Regions from separate parts of the Homo sapiens genome. Here region 1 is linked to region 2. A link is a loop called in an ENCODE intact Hi-C map of the cell type or tissue named here. Cell type or tissue: heart right ventricle. All regions are shown on one strand. Region 1 overlaps PDE1A (phosphodiesterase 1A). Region 2 overlaps PDE1A (phosphodiesterase 1A).

What was found. Peaks named below come from ENCODE experiments on the same cell type or tissue, not always from the same donor. Only the 100,000 strongest peaks of a DNase experiment are listed, where the experiment ranks them.
Region 1: a loop joins it to region 2, with 2.8 times the contacts of the local background. A loop is called at or near these places in 14 of 110 quality-filtered maps.

What each region holds. Positions count from the first base shown.
Region 1 is chr2:182,417,691-182,425,690 of GRCh38, reverse strand. The region is part of intron 1 of PDE1A (phosphodiesterase 1A); the gene reads left to right. Among named protein-coding and RNA genes, the nearest start is that of PDE1A, 5.3 kb to the left of the region's middle. In heart right ventricle, no CTCF peak of the experiment used is centred here; no DNase peak of the experiment used is centred here; H3K4me3 peaks cover 5,295 bases; H3K27ac peaks cover 5,017 bases.
Region 2 is chr2:182,368,729-182,376,728 of GRCh38, reverse strand. The region is part of intron 1 of PDE1A (phosphodiesterase 1A); the gene reads left to right. Among named protein-coding and RNA genes, the nearest start is that of PDE1A, 54 kb to the left of the region's middle. In heart right ventricle, no CTCF peak of the experiment used is centred here; a DNase peak (open chromatin) is centred at 3,838; H3K27ac peaks cover 5,324 bases.

The DNA.
Region 1 (8,000 bases), 49 kb before region 2:
TGATAAAACGTATGAGCAAAATTTCTCTGTGGTTTCTACATAATGAATGAGTAGACCTCGAGGAATATAATTATATAAAATGTGGCCATTTTTACTGATTAAACATCATTACTGAATTATTAATAGCAACATTATACCTTTGTAATGCTTAAAACAAGATGTTAGCTTGAATCTGTTTTAAAGTCTTCCTTTGAACATAAATTATATTTAAATTCATATATATGGATTTAATATTACTATCCCCCTCTACTTAAATATGTTTTTGTGTCTTATGCAATGATGTTGGTAAATAACCAAAAATCTAAAATGACCCCCAAAATATATTCACCTACCATATTTCCTAAAAAGTTCTTCCAATTGTATGTAGTATCTATATTCTCCCAAGTGCACGTGCGACTTCAAAAAGGTATGATAGTTGCCCAGATGATTCTAAACTCAACACCAGTGAGGCACAACTCACAGAGGGCACCCACAGCAGTTTGGAAAGGCAAGGTTGTGTTGGATAAAATCAGATCCACCTAGCCATCATCTTTATTGTATTACCCCTTTGGAGAGCTGTGGGGATTGAAGCAGGTGGTTTTCACCACTGATTTATGCCAAATCCTCATTTCTTCCTAATTAATTAATTATATGCTTAGGTGCTATGGGGAAGGTGGATTGCAACTTAACTGCACTTCTGTGCTTATTTATGTAAAAAATAGAACTTTGTGGAAGCTGAGATTCTTTGCCCAGATAATTAGAATAAAATTTGTTAAATTCAAGTGATTTGCTTCATGATCCTGGTGCTCTCATACTTTCACCAGGGAGTTGTTACAAGTAGGTCTAGAAATGGGTCTTTGACTGATAACAGATTAAAGCTGTATGTGAGAGCAGGATTTATTGGTCATCTGGCACATTGACAGTTGGCATTGCTTTTACCAGGTTATGATTGTGATTAGGGAAAAGGGAGATGGAGAATATCTTAAAAGATTCAAATAACTAGGCTTAATTGCACAGAGAAAGTTTGGGGCTGATTTCCATAACACAGACTTCCCGATAGCTAGTTGTACTTTTAGGGAAGCTGGCAGTGGGTTAAGCTTGCTTTTGATGCATTGCTTCTTATCTCATGCCTCACTTCGTTTTCTTCGTCAGCCTCCTTTCTTAGGCACCTTGTTCTCTTAGGCTTTCCCTAGGCTGTCTGGCATCTCACATTGAGACATCTTTCTCAAGCCTGACTTTTCAGAGACCCATGTACTAGACCTTTCCTTCTCAGTATGTACTTGTAACTGCACCCCACTTCCTAGGGGCCTTGCACACTGGATCTCAATCCACTTGACAGGCAAATCTGTACCAGTGTGTTTTGTGTGCTAGTGGGGCCAGTTATAAGCTTAATGGACATTTTATGAAAATAGTATCTTGGCTGTTTAAAAGTAATTCATTTAAAATTTCAGTCATTAAGAAATATTTGGCCGGGTGCCGTGGCTCATGCCTGTAATCCCAGCACTTTGGGAGGCCAAGGTGAGTGGATCGCCTGAGTTCAGGAGTTTGAGACTACCCTGGGCAACATGGTGAAACCCTGTCTCTACTAAAATACAAAAAATTAGCCAGGTGTGGTGGTGTGCACCTGTAGTCCCAGCTACTTGGGAGGCTGAGGCATGAGAATCGCTTGAGCTCTGGAGGCGGAGGTCGCAGTGAGCTGAAATTGCGCCACTGCACTCCAGGTTGGGCTATAGAGTGAGACCCCATCAAAAAAAAAAAAAAAAAGGTTAATCCAGGATTTTTTTTTTTGAAATATTTGGCTCATTGACATAGTTTCAAATTTCTATATACAGGCTAATTTCCCCTATAATTGAAGCTCCAGCTTTAATTCTAGTCACCTGGCCTTCACTGATTGACTACAAGTGTCCACTTCTGAGTTCATGGTGCTTGAGAGTTCAGATATGGGGAGAAAAATACTTATGTGCCCTCACGTGACATATCATTGAGGATATACCTAGATAAATGTGCTACAGGCAGGCAATGGGTGCCATAAAGGAGGTGATAACATCCTGGGAGATTGAAATGGAAGAGACAGATTTCAGGAATGACTCATTCTAAACACCTAAGTGACCTGAAAGATATGAGAGCAAGAGCTTTTTTTCCAATTTAATTTTCAAGATTTAATTAAAATCAGTTTTTCATCAGCACAGTCATCCTAAGTTTCAGAAAGTAAAAGTCATCCATCAAGTGGAAAAAGTTACTGAGAGGTTTTGGAGTAGATGGTGAACGTTGAAATTTTGTAGCTGGCTACGATATTAGGAGGCTTGGGAGGAATCTTACGTATCATTTAGATCCTGCCTCTAAGAATGTCTGGGGCTCCTACAGTAAAGATTCCAAATCATTTCCTGTAGTTAGGTTATCAAATCTATTTTTTAAAAAATTTCCTTGGAAATTTTAGGTATATATTTTCGTATCATGAGGTTATCAAATCTATTTTTTAAAAAATTTCCTTGGAAATTTTAGGTATATATTTTCATATCATGTCAATGAGGGAAGGAAGAAAGGCTAAGTTTCTTTTATGGCCAAGGCAGGAGTTTATATTATCTCCTTTATGGCTATCATGTGGAAGTGTGGCATCAATGAGACTATCCAGCCCTGAGCATATGTGCATGGTGAGTGCCTTTTGGGCACGCTGTGATTCTGCCTGCACAGGCTCTTCCAGCTCAGACTGGTGTTGAGAAAACACGATGCTCCTTTTCCTCAGGAGAAATACTTTGAGTTTTATAATTTTCTGGAAAGAAAACACAATCACAAAACTATATTAATATATTTTCAATCAATAATACTAAGGTCCTCAGCATGTAACAAATTACTGTACATATATCTTTAAAATCCAAGATGTGAATCAACACTTCATATATGAGACCTCACATAGATACATTCCTTTAGGCTTTTGAAAACCTTTGTTTCTATATTCCCAGAGATCTTTATCTCTGGTAATTATAATAATTTGTCTCTTTATATGACTATATTCATTAATTTGTGTTTTAATATTAAATGATGTAACATATTCAAATGAAGGATCTTTATATAACTTTAGTAAAATAATTGTTGAAGACATTTCCACCTTATTGCATACTCATCTTGCTTAGTAAACTTTCTATATTCCCTTGTGATAAATCAACCTTAGACTATGAGGCCAAGAAAAATCTGTTTCTTCTAGTAAAATTGCACCAGTAAAAGTATTTTTCTGAATTTCACTGCCTCAAACCATTTAAGCCTGGGCTTTTGTTACAATTATTTTCTCTTACTTGATATTTTGTTTTATCAAATTCTATTATATGTGCATTTTCCCCATTTGTCTCTCCAAATTCTTTCCAGAAGTAGGCAGTGAAAAAATGAATTTAAAAAGTAAATTGAAATGATTCTTATATGTTAAACTTTAGTGTTCTTTGGAACTGACAACTTTTTGAAGCTCTTTCATGGTTCAGAAGTGATTAGGTCACTTTTGTGGTAATTTTCCATTAGAAATAAAACTAAAAAGCCACAAACAAAATCATGCAAATAGTTCCTTATTAGGCCTGTAATTGAGAACAAGTCTGTACATCCAGGATCGAAGACACTAAAGGCAGCCAGGTTTCAAGACTAGTGAACATCATATTGGGATCTTCACAGCATTCAGATCACGCTGTTTCTTCTCTTTACGTCTTCTCAGAAGCTTTATTTTCGCAAGTATCTGTTAGCAGAGGAGTTCTGAGTGTGTATTTGGCAGGCATATTTTCTTCATTTAATAATGGAGAAAGCAGTGGGATGAAATAGGAAAGCCTAGAAAAAGAAAAGCACATCCTAATTTTGTTTGTGGACCTAATGGGTATGGTTAATACCTATTGCTGTTAGTAACTTACTGATTTTTGAAATGTATTACCAAGATCAAAGGAAAACAAATAAACACATTTGAGTGTAAGGCAGATAATGTTTACCATGAAAGAAAATTTCAGACATTACAGTGCCTTGTTATTTTTCCAGTTGTGATAAAAGTAGCTCTAATTTTTAAGAGGTCATCACTAATAGATAAACTATGATTTGTTATACATTTTAATAGCAGGAGGTAAATTTAATGCCAGGCATTTATTCCTGCTGGTATTATTTCACCCACAGTCAGCACAACTTAAATTATCTCCAATAAACTAGCATCATAATTATCAGCAGCAGTAGCAAGTGTTGATATTAACACCAAGAGGGAAAATTCATAGAAAACTTGGTGTATTTTTAGGCAAGCTATATGCATGTAATCTTTTGGATAACTCCATGAGGCAGTATTAAATCTACAATTAATAATTTTGGGTATAGAGTCAGGAACAGGGTACGATTAAAATGTGGGGAGGTGTCTTCCACTCAGGAGCTACACAAATGTCGTTTTCTCAGCTAGAGCAGCTTGATGACATGTACATTTATCTTAGACATTGGTAAGATTTAGAAATGGCTTTTCAAAGATTTGGAATGATCAAAATAAGGAAAATTAAGATTATGCAGGTAAAACAATCTACTGGGATTGTTAGTGATTTTATGCCATCTGGAAAATTTTACATTTATAGTAGTCAGACTACTTCACATAGTGTTTAGGTAAAAAGCAATGAAAAGAAGAAACAGTCATACTGATGGATACTTGTTTAAAAGACGACCTGTAGGTATGTAGAGATGGAATAAATTTAAAGAAGTCTGCAGTATTTTTGAACCTAGTCTTCTCAGTTCTGTGACTGGACATAATGTAGTTTTGACAGTTAGTTCTCATGGGAAAGCTTCAGTTTATTTATGTATTTGATTACGGCCACTTGGACACAAGCTATAATTGAGGAAAATTCAACATTTCCTGAGTTGGAGCTGCTGGAAATGTACGGGGCAAGTTCCAGTGCATTTGAAGTAATAGATGATAATACTTCCAGATTTATTATCTTTGTAATATCCAAGCCAGCTGCACTGAAGTCTTACGTTTTGTTATGTAGAAGCATTAGTTCTGAGTCAAGTTGGTATCCACGTTTAGTGTTTTGGTGTCTCCAGCCTTTAGGATTTTAGGATATTATTTTTGAAGAGTTTTTACATTAAACCAAAACAGATATTTAAATATTAATTGTATATGTATTAACCAGCTGCTTATAGGCTTGAAAAGTTATGTGCTTTTATTATGAAAACCATCACTTCAGCTTTAAAATATTAATACTTAATTTGACTTTTTTAAGGATCAAAGAGCCTGGAACAAATTGATTAGAAACCAATGGTAATGAAAAACAGTAGGGCTGTATCTTTGTCATATAAAAGTGGCAGTTATGTCAGTTCCAACTGAGGTAGGAAAAGAAAATCCCCACCAGGTCAAGTCACTTTTAAGTTATATCATTAAATTAAATTTGGATGAAAATAGGGATATGTGATGATCTGGGCCCACCTGTTTGTTAGAGATCACTAACAGAGATGCCAAAGACATATCTATTCTAATAGTGATGTTTCTGTGAAAAAAACAAAACAAAACAGAAAACAGAAAAAAAGAGACTCTTGCTAATTTTTGGACCCATTAGGCATTTACTGCTCAGTCCAGCTGCATCCAATTATTATTTCTAACAGCACAGTGGCATTTTATCTGCACCTCTTCTGCTGTGCATCTCTCTCATTCTATTATACTTAAGTAATTAATTAGTATTAATTATATTATACTTCTATTATAATTATTATAATTCTATTATAATTAATTAAGTAAGGGTATCAGCTCCCCTACGAAACTATAAGATCCCTGAGGCTAGAATCAATACTGAATTCATCTTTGTATTTCTCATAACTTTTAGTAGAATGTATTTTATAAGTAAGAATTCACCCAAGTCTTCAACTTAAATACCTACAGGGACCACACTGGTATTGTAAATATGTGAAGTAGGATATGGTGGGAACGTAGTAGGTGCGAAACAAAAGGCATGTAGTTTGACATTTTAAAAAACACTAAAACACTAAACAGGATCTAGCTGCAGACTGCTAGCTGGTGCCCCTTGAAATGAATGAATGAATGATAGAATGAAAAGTTTGTTTTGTTAGGTCCACACAGTCGTCTTCTCTCTATTGTTGGGGTGAACAAATGGCCAGTAGAGCTTAGCTGAAAATTCTGGCAGTTACATCCAAGAGGTATACTAGGAGGATGAGTACTTGGTTCTTGTTTCTAATCCTTATTAAAGAATGAGAAAATCAAATTAGCCGGATGTGGTGGCACACGCCTGTAGTCCTAGCTACTCGGGAGGCTAAGGCAGGAGAATTGCTTGAATCCAGGAGGTGGGGGTTGCAGTGAGCCAAGATCGTGCCACTGCACTCCAGCCTGGGCGACAGAGTGAGACTCTATCTCAAAAAAAAAAAAAAAAAGAAAAGAAAAAAAGAATGAGAAAATCAATATACTCTACAGCATAACTGTACTGATAACTTGTATATAATTTTGTAGCATTAAAAGAATAGATGAAGTATATAATCCTTGAATGAATAAAATGCATTTGTGTTAGCACCAACTTGAATTATTCCAGTGTCAGGAAATTCATTGCCTATAGGCATTTCAAATTTGAACTTAACTTGTTAGAAAATACTTTCTTAAAATGAAATCTGTCTTCCTATCAGTACAATGTTTTTTTTTTTTTCTCTTTTAGTGGAACTGGAACAGGAAGGATTTAAACTTTCTCTTGCATAGTTTAGCTCTTTAAACATTGAAGACAATTGTATCAGCGATTGCAGTTTGTAAATCTTCCCAAAGCATAGTGGCTTAAAATGATCTGCGCCCGTGGGTCAGCTGAATGTTTCTGCTGATTTGTGCCAGGCTTGGTTGATATCAGTGGGTCTTTTCCATGCATCTGTGGCCAGATGGTGGGTTTTCTGTGGGCCGGCTTAAGAGGAAGAGGAAACTCACAAACTTTTTCAAGGTTGTGATTAAGTTTGATTGAGTTAAGTTGTTACTGTCCCATTTAAAAAACAATAAAAAAGCCACGTGGCCAAGCCCAGTGTTGGTGTGCGAGGGCATAACCAAAGGGTGTAGATATGAGGAAGCATTTGCATTTGGATCAGTTAATGCGATTATTCTGCTCTTAAAACGCTTATGCTTTTTTTGATTCTTCTTTCCCTTACTCCATCTGCAGTTCATTCCGCTGTTGAAGAAAAAGCACATAGTTTGATCTTCATTTCATGTTGTTAAGTGGTCTAAGTGACCAGTGAGGACAGGAAAAAAATATATATGAATGAAGCAGTGTAGTCCAGATGACTCTCATGTGACCCAAGGGTCAAACATGGTTCACCTGACTCCAGGGTTATAGCATGCCTGAGATTCCTGGTTTAAGAAGTTTTAAAAAGTTAAAAAGTAAAAACGTTTCACCTAATTGCCCTAAAACATGAGCTATTACACCCGTAATGACTGCCCACATTTTCCCAGTTCTTTTTCAATAATTGATTTTTACCAAGTGTCATGCTAGCCGACTTAATGAAATTAATTATTTTAATAGAAGCTGAACATAATTAATTACATAATTTTGGGCAATTCCATTCCAAATACACTAAAACTATGACAGGGAAAGGAGGCTTTGGAAATCGTAATAATAAAACAGAGCTTCCTTATGCATTTGAATCTAATTTGAGTTCTAGCTATAATGTGTATTCTCTTGGGACTTAAATTTATTATCTTAAAATTTTTTTATGGGATAGATTTATGATAACGTTTTCTATTTTGAACCCTCCTAAACACCACTATAATAGGTAAATATTTTTGTAATACCTGCAAATTATATAACGTTTATTTTGAAACAGTGATTCACAAAATGAATTTTTTTTTAAATTGACATTAGACTTGCAGTTTACAAAAACAAAAACAAAACACAACAAACTTCTGCATTTGTAACCAGAGATTTTGATTCGTTAACTCTGGGGGTAGAAAGGTTTGATGTATTCCTACAAGCTGTCTGATTCATTGCTAGATTTGGGACCCATTTCCTTGATGATATAATTTACACTAGGAATGGAAAGGCAAAATAATT
Region 2 (8,000 bases):
TCTTTATCAGCAGTGTGAAAATGGACTAATACAGTAAATTGGTACCATTAGAGTTGGGCATTGCTGAAAAGATACCCGAAAATGTGGAAGTGACTTTGAAACTGGGTAACAGGCAGAGGTTGGAACAGTTTGGAGGGCTCAGAAGAAGATAAGAAAATGTGGGAAAGTTTGGAAGTCCCCAGAGACTTGTTGAATGGCTTTAACCAAAATGCTGATAATAATATGGACAATGAAATCCAGGCTGAGGTGGTCTCAGATGCTGAGATGAGAACTTGTTGAGAACTGGAGCAAAGGTGACTCTTATTATGTCTTAGCAAAGAGACTGGCAGCGTTTTGTCCCTTCCCTAGAGTTTTTTGGAACTTTGTACTTGAGAGAGATGATGTAGGGAATCTGGCAGAAGAAATTTCTAAGCAGCAAAGCATTCAAGAGGTGACTTGGGTGCTGTTAAAGGCATTCAATTTTAAAAATGAAGAAGAGTATGAAAGTTCAGAAAATTTGCAGCCTAACAATGCAATAGGAAGGAAAATCCCATTTTCTGAGGAGAAATCCAAACCAGCTGCAGATATTTGCATAAGTAACAAGGAGCCAAATGTTAAACCCCAAGACAATGGGGAAAATGTCTTCAGGACACATCAAAGATCTTTGCAGCAGTCCCTCCCATTACAGACCTGGAGGTCTAGGAGGAAAAAATGGTTTCATGGGCAGGGCCCAGGGTCCCCATGCTGCTTGCAGCCTGGGGACTTGGTGCCTTGTGTCCTAGTCACTCCAGCTTTGGCTGAAAGGGGCAAACGTAGAGCTTGAGCCATAGCTTCATTGGGTGCAAGCCACCCCTTGGCAGCCTCCACATGGTGTTGAGCCTGAATGTTCACAGAAGTGAAGAATTGGGGTTTGGGAACCTCCACCTAGATTTCAGAAGAAGTATGGAAATGCCTGGATGCCCAGGCAGAAGTTTGCTGCAGGATGGGGCTCTCATGGAGAACCTCTGCTAAGGCAGTGTGGAAGGGAAATGTGGGGTTGGAGCCCCCACACAGAATCCCTACTGGGGTACCACATAGTGGAGCTATGAGAAGAGGGCCACCATCTTCCAGACCCCAGAATGCACCTACAGCTTGCACTTTGTGCCTGGAAAAGCCACAGACACTCAATGCCAGCCCATGAAAGCAGCTGGGAGGCAGACAGTACCCTGCAAAGCCACAGGGGTGGAGCTGCCCAAGGCCATGAAAGCCCACCTCTTGAATCAGTGTGACCTGGATGTAAGACCTGGAGTCAAAGGAGATTATTTTGGAGCTTTAAAATTTGACTGTCCTGGAAGATTTCAGATTTTCATCAATTTCTCCCATTTGGAACAGCTCTATTTACCCAATACCTGTACCCCCATTGTATCTAGGAAGTAACTAGCTTGCTTTTGATTTTACAGGCTCAAAGTTGGAAGGGACCTGCTTGTCTCAGAAAAGACTTTGGACTGTGGACTTTTGGGTTAATGCTAAAATGAGTTAGGACTTTGGGGTACTGCTGGGAAGGCATGATTGGTTTTGAAATGTGAAGACATAAGATTTGGAAGAGCCAGGGGCAGAATGATGTGGTTTGGCTCTATGTCCCCACCCAAATCTCATCTCAAATTGTACTCCCATAATTCCCATGTGTTGAGTCAGGGACCTGGTGGAAGATAATTTGAGTAATGGGAGCAGTTTCCCACATACTGTTCTCATGGTAGTGAATAAGTCTCACGAGATCTGTTGGTTTTATGAGGGGTTTCCACTTTTGCATCCTCCTCATTCTCTCTTTGCCTGCTGCCATCCATGTAAGACGAAACTTTCTCCTTGCCTTCCACCATGATTGTGAGGCTTCCCCAGCCATATGCAACTGTAAGTTCAGTTAAACCTCTTTCTTTTGTAAATTGCCCAGTCTTGGGTATGTCTTTATCAGCAGCATGAAAACAGACTAATACAAAAGTGGTAAATCATTGGATTTAATTTGTATTTCCCTTTTGGCTATAGTGATATTGAACATCTTTTTATGTGCTTATTCACCACTTGTGTGTCTTATTTTGTGAAGTGTTTATTCTAGTATCATGTTCATTTTTATTCTATTAATTATTTATATGTAGAAGATTTTAATATGATCTGTATGTAAGACTTATGTCAGATATATGTCTGATGAATTTTTTCTTCTAATTCTTACTTGAATTTTTATTTTCTTAATGGTATTTTTAAAACTGTCTCTTTTAAATAGCAGAAGTTTAATTGTGATGAAGTAAACTTTATCAATTTTCTTTTATGGTTAGTATTTTTGTGTCTCAAGAAATTTTTGCTTGTGCTGGGGTTACAAAGATTTTCCTGTATTTTCTTTTATAAGCTTTATAATTTTATCATTTATGTGTAGGTTTTTGATTCATCTTGAAATAATTCTTATCTATGGTGTGAGGTGGGGGATAAAGTTTATTCTTTCTATATGAATATTCAAGTGTTCATGATGATATTTATCGTAGAAGTACCTATCAGTCTTTGAGAGTTATCTATTTTGATTTGACCCATGAATGTACATATAAATTTTAAATGTCACATATGAAAAAATAATAAGTATATGTTATAAAGAAATTTTGACTAATCATATATGTGGATTGACTAAATTTTTAATTTTTTGAACATTAGTACTTTATCTAATATTTCTCCTCCACCATTCACCAAATACTTGGTAAAAATTTATTGATTAAATAATTGAATGACTGCTGTGGCAAAGCCATTAATATTTATTGTTTTTTGTCCTTTTCTATTTACTGCATATCTTTTTAGTCCCTTTACAACATTTGCACATGATTTGGCAACTCAATGAAGTCATCATGTGAAAATCTGATTTCTTTTCCTGTGATATTAATAACATTTCCTCTTGTTTTCTTGTCATATATCTCCCCCAAGCATTTCTTGTTACATGTATTTTTAATCTGTCCCTGCCTGAATTCCTTCTTCTGCCTTTAAACAAGCTCATGTGAAAAAAAATATTCATTTTTCAGCCTTACTAGTCACTAAATTCTATCCTTTCTCCTTCTTCACTGCTTTACTTCTGTTTCTCAAGTGAAGTGCTATAATACATTTCTAGCAACCTGTGACTTTTTCTATGAGAAATTTGAATGTTTACTTTAAGGAAATTTTATGAAGTAGCCTTATTCTGTTTCAGCTGTGTGAGAACTTTAAAACAATGATTTATTAGAGTTTTAGAACTGCCTTTAAATTTCTGTTTTTAAGCCCACCATGACCAAATCACTTAATGATTAAGTTTTTCCAGTTTTTGAACCTAAGATATGTGGTTGTACTGACATTAATAGATTGTCGAAGAAGTAATTTACACTGTTGGTTTCTCTGCCCTCTCTCCTCCTCCTTTCCTTAGCAGTCCCTTGTCATTTGGCTTTGCCTTCCACCATTTTATTGAAGTTGAAAGTTGTTCTCCTGACAGTACCACATGCAGCCCAGGTCACCCCTGAGGCCATTCCAAAAGAGGCAGATTGGATAGTAATTGGTTCCCCTTCCATTATTATAATGCAGTGTTTGATACTAAACCCCAAGATTCAGGATGCCTGACTCAAGTAAATCATTGAAGCCCCTGTGATGTATTTTTCATTCTAATCTTCTTCACAGACAACCACAGGTAAGAACTGGCATTATGTGAGGTCGTGAAACTGCTCAGCCTCAACAATTTCTCCTTGTCACTACATAGGGTCCCAGTGCACAGGGCTTGGGCCTTTGTCTTAGTCCCTTTTCCTAAGTCATGAGTGGATCCCTGGCCTGCACATTGTTCCTTTATCACTGTCCTTATGACATTTCTGTTTTCTGTGCTGCCTTGTTCCAGCCTGTCCCTCTGTACAGGAAATGGAATTTTGTCTTATGAGTCATCTTGGTGTTTGAGCCTTTTCTCCTACGGGAACACTTCCCAGTGCTAACCGTTGGTCTGCCTCACTCCTGAGCAATCAGCCAGTTCCTGAATTTCTCTGTGTTCTGAATTGCCCCTTAGATTGGTTCTCTAGTATGAATAACTTTGGAATTTGGACCTGAGATTGTGGCATAGCACCCTCTTAAACATTGTACCTTCTCACTCTTCAGGGTCAGACTAGGGGGTGAAATTTGTTTCTCCAGTCCCTATCCTGCCTAGCTCTGAATTCTTCACTAAATTAGAAAGTACTTAAGGAACTGTTGTAATATCAGCAGCATATAACAGTGTTACCTGTTTAATTCTTTGTTGTCACTATTTTTACATCCTGGTCTGTGACATGTTCAAAGTTTTTCTTTAAAATGCCTTTTAAAAGAGAAAATTGAAACCCATTCCCACTTAAATATAGATAAAATGATCACAATTATCATTTTATTTATCAAACAGTTATTGAATTTATGCTATACACCTAACATTTTAGTTAAGATAAATTCCACATTTTTACCAATACTTCTCCCCTATGTAATGTCAAACACAATACCTTCCTCCTCATAGCAGTTATGCAGTAGATGAGTTGTATAAATACAAGAGTTATATAAATAAAAATAAAACCACAGTTTTACTGTATCTTCGGAAAACTCACATTTTGGTATGCAAGTCAAGATATGCACATTTGAAAAAAATTATGCCAATTAACGGTAATAAAAATATATCAGAGTTGGCCAGGCATGGTGGCCCATGCCAGCACTTTGGGAGGCTGAGGTGGACGCATTGCTTGAGCTCAGGAGTTTGAGATCAGCTTGGACAACATGGCAAGACTTCATCTCTACTAAAAATACAAAAATAAAAATAAAAAAAGCCAGGCGTGGTGGTGCATGCCTGTGGTCCTAGCTACTCAGGAGGCTGAGGTCGGAGGATCCCTTGAGCCCAGGAAACGGAGGTTGCAGTGAGCCAAGATGGCATCACTGCACTCCAGCCTGGTGACAGAGTGAGACCCTGTCTCTAAATAAATAAATAAATAAATGTTAATTCATTTTGTAGGTCATTTTAACATTTATCATAAAAGTAAGATAATCATGCATGATTTTTAATGAGGCAAGACATGACTATGTGTTAGGAACACCTAAACAAATGGTTATTACTATCACCTTTGAGAGGAGTCATTTTTATCCTAAAGAGCATCCATGACCTCCCAGATATCCAGTAAACAAATTGTTAGGGAAAAACTTTAAAAATGTCTATTAGGGCAAAATTGTAAATGTGTCAATTCTTCTGCCTATCTGCTGAAACATTGTGGGGCAGTCTGCTTGTACTTTTATTGGGAGCTTTTCATTGCTTGTTGCAATCTTCTCCCTTTGCTCAGCTCCTGAAGTCCTGTTAACAATAAACTTTTATCAGAATAAGTTTTCGTCTCAGGAGACCTGATAGTCATTTTATAAAAATAACATTTCAATTAAAATACTGCTTGGGGAAGTTTCTTCTGGTTTTCTTCTGTTAATAAAACAAAATTTGGCAGGGCCTTGATCTTAAATAGAAACTAATGCCTGTAGGTATTAAAAGAATAATTTAATATGGAAGAAGTCTATATTTAATAAATGTTTATAGTGCATATTTTATAACTACTTTTTTCGTAGTCTTTTTTTAGAACTGTTGTTCTAATATTTTTCAAAGATTTTAGAATCAAATGACATTAAGTTGTGATTCCATCCAGCTGCTGCTTTGGATGGGCTAAGATTTTCTGCCTAGCCTATACCTCTGGGAAAACTTTTTCTTTGTATTTCTCAGATATGTTAATTGATTGCGTTTGAGTAGTCCTCCTCCTCTTTTGCTGTATCTTGTGGTAAGACTTTAGAGCCTCTTTTCGCAGTTTTTCTGAACTTTTTCTTTTTTTCTGGGTCTTTGCTGGAAGGTTTCTGAAGTCTCTAGAAAGATTGTAACTTCAGCATGTTCAATGATAATGCATTCAACGAACTCCTAATCTCCTGCAATCCCATAACTTTTCTGTTTCAACAGCACACTCACATGGTCCTGTCTTTGAGATCTTGAACTTTAAAAGTCCACTTTCTGTGTCCTTCTGTAACACACACGAGCTCATCATAATCTCTTCCTCCCAGTTTGTCACTCACTCTTGGCTTTCTTTCTCTTCCTACCCAGGTTGGAACTCATTTTAAATCTAACAGCAGTCTCACCAGCAACAGCAGTCTTGCCACATTCTCTGGGTTCTGGGTTCTTGTCAAATCTCAGATCAATCATCTGCCCCCTCTGAGCTGCTCCTTGCCTGGGTGGTGCTTAAGAAAAATTGCCTGACATTGTTCCCAGTCATCCTTAAATAAAAGTTCAGGCACAGTCAGCTCTTCTTGATTCCCCATCAGTCTCTCACATTCTCTCACCAACTGTCTGAAATCTTTACAAGTTTCCTCAAACACTCAACCTAACACTCAGCAAACTGTCTGTTATGATCCTTTCAAGGAACTAGAGTCCATTAGGCATGCGACCTATTAATTTCGTTCATCTCCATGTCAAAGTTTAACTAATTAATCAGCCATCCTTTCTTCCTTTTTTCTTATCTCACAGGAAAAAAGATTAACCTCCTTTCTTTTTTTCTTTTCTTTTTCTTTTTTTTCTTTTTTGAGACAAAGTCTCACTCTGTCGTCCAGGCTGGAGTGCAGTGGTGTGATCTCAGCTCACTGCAACCTCTGCCTACCAGGTTCAAGGGATTCTCATGCCTCAGCCTCCCGAGTAGCTAGGATTACAGGCGGCCACCACCACGCCCGGCTAATTTTTGTATTTTTTTAGTAGAGACAGGGTTTCACCATGTTGGCCAGGATGGTCTTGATCTCCTGACCTCAGGTGATCCACCTGCCTCAGCCTCCCAAAGTGCTGGGATTACAGGCGTGAGCCACTGCGCCCAGCCAATGAAACTCCTTTCTAAGGCTTCTTTTACACTTACCTTCATTTCAAGTAATGAGTTTATCTCTAACCTTCCATTTGCACTACACTTGGTTTTGATGCATTGCTTCTAATTCTTCATTTCCAATTTATTTGTTATGACACTGCAATTTGGCTTTAGTTCTCACCATATCAATGGACCTCCTCCAAGGTCTGAAGGCATTACCTGATGGCCATTTTTTTTTTTCTGAGTCTCTTTTTCTTCTCATCTTCCTTGACTTATGCTGCAGGATTTATCACTTCTGACCACTTCTTCAAAGTGTTCTGCAAATGTGCTACTTCCTTTATTTATATGACACCCCAGAGACCTGAAATTCACTAGAGGTAATCTTGGTAAAGATGAAGCTACCATGAAACGTTTCCCCCTTATTTCCAATAAATGCTTTGTCAAACTGGAAAGAGACCACTTTACTTATATTTTTATTGCAGCTGCCTTTTAAGCAATCAATTCTATTTTAAATAGGCTACACATAATTATATTTTATGTCTTCTAAATAGATGTTAACAAAATGAAACAATAAACCTGTGCGATAAGAAGCTATTATATAAAAACAATGTATCAAGAAGATTAGCTTAATAAGAATGTACACTGCATGGGCTTGTGAAAAGAGGAAAGGGAGTCACTGAGTTAGGCATGCTTGTTAGGTGACTTTTGGGGATGTGACTAGAGACAGACAGAATGCAGAAATAGAGAGGCATACTAAATATCCTAATGGATTGGGCTTGCTGAGACAGATCAAATTTGAGATAGAAAGACGGGGAAGTAATCTAAGGTGATATATACAATGGTTCCTGCTTGATTTGATATTAAAAAATACTTAGTGACTATTTAGCAGTTTTTTATCCGAGTCTAACTCCCTACAACTAGGCCGGTTGAGTAACCAAAATATGCTACTACTTTAGATAAAAACTAACATTTTCCTTTCCAAAAGGATAGTTTATAAATCTTGAAATAATAATGTGAAAGCAGCTACCATTTAATGAGTGTTCACTATGGGCAAGGAAGGGATTTTATATTTTTACTTGTTAATCATCACTCCCAATTCTGTAAGGAGAGTTTTATTATCCTTATTTTTTAGATGTGGAAAATGAGTCTCAGAGAGTTTAGATAACATGCCCAAGTTCACTC